2 separate regions of the Homo sapiens genome follow, and region 2 is linked to region 1. A link is a loop called in an ENCODE intact Hi-C map of the cell type or tissue named here. Cell type or tissue: endothelial cell of umbilical vein. All regions are shown on one strand.

Region 1 (2,500 bases):
CATTACAGAATGTTCTCTGCCTCCGTGCTCCTGGGGACATTGACAGACCAGCTGAGTTGCTAGAAATAAGAGGGACTCAGTAGGCCCTTAGCACAGCGGGTGGACTTTGCCATTTGGTTGACTATTTAAAATACTTGTTTTTGTAGGGCATCTGAAAAAGAAATTTCACACTGGTGTATTTTGTTAATTGTTTCTACGTAAATGTTGATTATTGACAAGCCTACTTGTAATCAAAATGTGTAGTGTGGTCAGTGTCTTGCACTCTTATGTTGTGGCGGGGGGGGGGGGCGGTTCCTGAAGAGTGGAGTGTGACTAAGGATAACAGCAGTCCTCATTTCCTTTGGACACTGGGGTCAGTGGGGAGAGAGTTTGCTCCGAAGCACAAACAGCTCCAATCCATGCTGGAAGAGACCCCAGGCCACAATAGCCCTTGACACAGAGCTCTATGCAGGGCTGTGCTGCCCAAGACGCTTGTCGTGTGCTGATGAAAAGGGCTGGGGAGAAGCAAGGGGCAGGGGAGGGGCAGAACTCCACAAGAGGGCAAAACCTGCTGTCAGCAATGCTCTCGTGGCTGTTCAAGGGAAGTGAGATACTTGTACTATGCATTTCATTTTTAGGACTAGAATTCTGTCTTCCTGCCCAACTTCAATATAAGTGTGGACTAAAATGCGAGAAAGGTGTCCTGTGGTCTATGCAAATTAGAAAGGACATGCAGAGTTTTCCAACTAGGAAGACTGAATCTGTGGCCCCAAGAGAACCATCTCTGAAGACTGGGTATGTGGTCTTTTCCACACATGGACCACCTACGGATGCAATCTGTAATGCATGTGCATGAGAAGTCTGTTATTAAGTAGAGTGTGAAAACATGGTTATGGTAATAGGAACAGCTTTTAAAATGCTTTTGTATTTGGGCCTTTCATACAAAAAAGCCATAATACCATTTTCATGTAATGCTATACTTCTATACTATTTTCATGTAATACTATACTTCTATACTATTTTCATGTAATACTATACTTCTATACTATTTTCATGTAATACTATACTTCTATATTAAAGTTTTACCCACTCAGCCAGGTGCAGTGACTCACACCTTTAATCCCAGCACCTTGGGAGGCTGAGGTGGGCAGATCACTTGAGGTCAGGAGTTTGAGACCAGCCTGGGCAACATGCTGAAACCCTGTCTCTACAAAAAATACAAAAATTAGCCAGGCGTGGTGGTGCGCACCTGTAATCTCAGCTACACGGGAGTCTGAGGCAGGAGAATCACTTGAACCCGCGAGGCAGAGATTGCAGTGAGCCAAGATCGTGCCTCTGCTCTCCAGCCTGGGCAACAGAGCAAGACCCTGTCTTAAAGTTTTACCTACTCAGCTATCTAAACTGAGGCTCCACAATGTAAATACGTGAGAGATCAGGGAAGCCTGGTGGCTGTGGGAAAGGGCTCCAGTTGACCAGGACTCGGCAGCTCATTACACTCTTTGCTGCAGGAAATGACTCCTGCCTGCATTTCCTGTGGAGGATCCGAGACCCACGCCCGGGCTCTCATTGTCTTCCTATTCCAGGCTCCTTCCCGCTCCTGGAGCTGCCGCTGGGTCTCAGCTCTCTGCTCTGAGGCTACGCCGCAGCTACAGCTCCCTGACCTGTTCCTGTTCAGGCTCCCAGGAAACCTCAGAGTGGCAGGTGCCTGCTGTTTCCTCTGTCTCCCGCCCATCCCACCACGGCCTCTCCTGTACTTTCAATTTGTTTTTCTTTAGCCATTCCTTCCCTTCAGCTTCTAAACACAGTTGGGTCACTTCCATTAAAGAAAGAAAGAGCCCCTGGATCTTCCTCTCCCTCTGGCTGCCCACAGACTCTTGTCACAACGCAGGCCGTGGTTTAAAGGGAACGTGGTCTACAGCCCGTCTGGCAGCTTCTCCAGGCAGCTGAACTTGTTTCCGTTTTTGGTAGTGAGAAAATTGCACCGCTAGAACTTTCTAGAGGTGTAGAAAGCAGGGAGTCACTCAACCCATTCTGGTTCGGGGGACTGCCAGATTTTTTTTAAAAAAAAGGGGGTGTAGAAAGCAAGTGAGACCAAACAATTTTGGGACAAGGAATACGGACACAGAACAGACTGGTAAGTACCCAAGTGTATGACAAACATCCACCATGGATCTAGGAGAAGCCCTGGGGCAGGGTGATATTCACCCGCAGAGACCCCTGTTCATCACTAAGCTTATGAAGAACCATTGACTGGCATTTAACACCAGGTGCTGTGCTCAAGGTGTGGCACGCAGTACCCAGTAAGCCTCACAACTGCATTGTGAGTAGGTAGCTCTGGCCAGTGGCAGATGAGGAGGCTGTGCTCAGAGAGGCTAGATGACTTGGCGGAGGCTCTCTGAGGCTCTAAGCGGGAAGTGGGGGGTTGGAGCCCAGCCCTTTGACTTTCCTTGTGCTTTTCTACCTCGGGTGAGTAAGATGACCAAGGGACTGGGGAGATCAAGAGGAGTGGAGACTCCAAGGG
Region 2 (2,500 bases), 54 kb before region 1:
CATCAAAATATTAATGAAATCATCAAAATATTAAAGAAACAAATTTGTGATCTGGTAATATGTGGTCTTCTTTATTAACACATTAAATAAGAAGACCTAATAATTGCCTTAATTTAGGTCTAATATTAATAATTACCTTAATTCAGAAATAGTGATAATAGTATTTCATATTTGTATTAGTCCATTTTCACGCTGCTGATAAAGACATACGCGAGACTGGGAAGAAAAAGAGGTTTAATTAGACTTACAGTTCCAATGGCTGGGGAGGCCTCAGAATCATGGTGGGAGGCAAAAGGCACTTCCTACATGGCTGCAGCAAGAGAAAATGAGAAAGAAGTAAAAGCGCAAACCCCTGATAAACCCGTCAGATCTCGTGGGTTATTTACTTATTTACTATCATGAGAATAGCACAGGAAAAACCAGCTTCCATGATTCAATTACCTCCCCCTGGGTCCTCCCACAACACATGGGAATTCTGGGAGATACAATTCAAGTTAAGATTTGGGTGGGGGCACAACCAAACCATATAAATATTTTAAGGTACCTGCAGCAACGAAAATATAATATGAAAATATTTGTGATTTATAATGGTGACAAAGTCACAGGCAATGATGCTATTACTGTAGTTTGTTGATTACACTTATGATGGAAGGAAATCCTAAATTTCAACAGTAGGTTAGTGAAAATTAAAGATGTAAATTTTCCCCATTTAAGTTCATGGACCCCTGAATTCTACCCATGGACCCCTTAAAGATCTAGGTCCCTGTTCTAGATGGTAGTATCTGGTTTCCCTATGAAAGTGTGGATGCTATGGGGTGGGGAGCTCTCAGGAGCAAGATTTCTAAGATATGAAGATACAGTTGAAGATATTTCATAAATTTCTCTATTGTACAATCTTCTGGAAAAGAAAATTGTTGATACATATGGTTGAAGTGTGGCATGGTTGTATTCTTGCTTATGCCCACATCATCTGTTACCCATGAATTATCCAGAGTGATTCTACCATTTGATGCTTTACTGAGTATATCACAAATACTTTGTATGTATTTCTTGGTGTTTTAAAAATGCTTGCTGCTCAAATGTTACATTTAAGTAAGAATGTAAAAAGGGATTTCTTAAAAAGTAGAAATCTAGCTCTTGAAAGGGAATAATTAAAGAGATGAAGTTAGATTCTTTCCATTGAACCTGATTGCTAGGTTACACCTAGCAACTAACCAAAAAAATCTAGCTTTTGATCAGCATATTTTCCATTAAAAATGTTCAATGCTGGCAATATTTATTGTGTACTGAAATTTTTGTGTTTGTGTGTGTGTGTGTTTAATTTATTTAGCTCTGCCAGCTAAGCCTGAGAACATTTCCTGTGTCTACTACTATAGGAAAAATTTAACCTGCACTTGGAGTCCAGGAAAGGAAACCAGTTATACCCAGTACACAGTTAAGAGAACTTAGTAAGTACAGGAGCTTGTGTTTTATCAGTCAGGGCATGGGGGAGGCAGAGGCTTCTGATTCATTCATGATTCACATCCCATATGAAGCAAAAAGTTTCCTCAATGACAGCTTCTGGGTGATTACTGTGTGCAGCCAGTGGCTTGTGGACGGGATCTGGAGCTGCAGAGGGAGGGGAGGCATAGCCAGTGTTGACCTCCTCCTGGATTCCCCATTGGCTGAGATGAGTCACCAGTTATAAGCACAGTGGAAAAATCTGTTTATTTACTACACTCAACTATACCCTGCCTCTTTCCAGAATGTGTTATATAAAACTGTTCATTCTTTCTGGATCCAGATATAGTAAGTAAGGTTGTAAACCCAGAACTAACAGGCAATTGACCATGGTCTGCCACTAATTTGCTGTGTGACCTCTGTCAAACACTATTCCACAGGACAATGATTCCCCAATTTTTTTTACTACCTCAAGCATCCCTCTTTATTCCAATTCTGTAGAATGAAAATTTTATAATTTTTAATTATTATTCTAGCCAAAAGCTAGATGTTTTAAGTAAATATTTGCAGGTTAAAAAAAAACTTTTTTTTGAGACAGAATCTCACTCTGTCCCCCAGGCTGGAGTGCAGTGGTGTGATCTCAGCTCACTACAACCTCCATCTCCCAGGTTCAAGCGATTCTCCTGCCTCAGCCTCCCAAGTAGCTGGAATTATGGGTGCACACCACCATACCTGGCCAACTTTTGTATTTTTAGTAGAGACAGGGTTTCACCATGTTGGCCAGGCTGGTCTCGAACTCCGGACTTCAAGTGATCCGCCCACCTCAGCTCCCAAAAGTGCTGGGATTACAGGCATGAGCCACCGTGCCTGTCCTTTTTAACAAAAATTTTTAACATAGCTCATTACTTCCTTCTTGTGAATAATGAATAAGGGGGCCCATGTTGGGAAGCATTGTAAGATGACCTTTAGTCTTTTTCATTTCAAAACAGTCTGTGATTCCAAATTCTTTATTTTTAAGCTAAATCTCACATTGCAAGGGAAGTCCACTTTATGTTTTCAG

Evidence for each region. A loop is a pair of places that touch in the nucleus more often than their neighbours do. Peaks named below come from ENCODE experiments on the same cell type or tissue, not always from the same donor. Only the 100,000 strongest peaks of a DNase experiment are listed, where the experiment ranks them.
Region 2: a loop joins it to region 1, with 4 times the contacts of the local background. A loop is called at or near these places in 1 of 110 quality-filtered maps.

The regions. Positions count from the first base shown.
Region 1 is chr5:55,921,779-55,924,278 of GRCh38, forward strand. IL31RA (interleukin 31 receptor A) reads left to right here. Exons shown (of 15, transcript NM_139017.7): 15 at 1-1,072. Among named protein-coding and RNA genes, the nearest start is that of IL31RA, 72 kb to the left of the region's middle. RefSeq lists an enhancer at 1,054-1,654. In endothelial cell of umbilical vein, no CTCF peak of the experiment used is centred here; a DNase peak (open chromatin) is centred at 1,493; H3K4me3 peaks cover 307 bases; H3K27ac peaks cover 1,383 bases.
Region 2 is chr5:55,867,461-55,869,960 of GRCh38, forward strand. IL31RA (interleukin 31 receptor A) reads left to right here. Exons shown (of 15, transcript NM_139017.7): 3 at 1,331-1,448. Among named protein-coding and RNA genes, the nearest start is that of IL31RA, 17 kb to the left of the region's middle. In endothelial cell of umbilical vein, no CTCF peak of the experiment used is centred here; a DNase peak (open chromatin) is centred at 1,551; H3K27ac peaks cover 1,880 bases.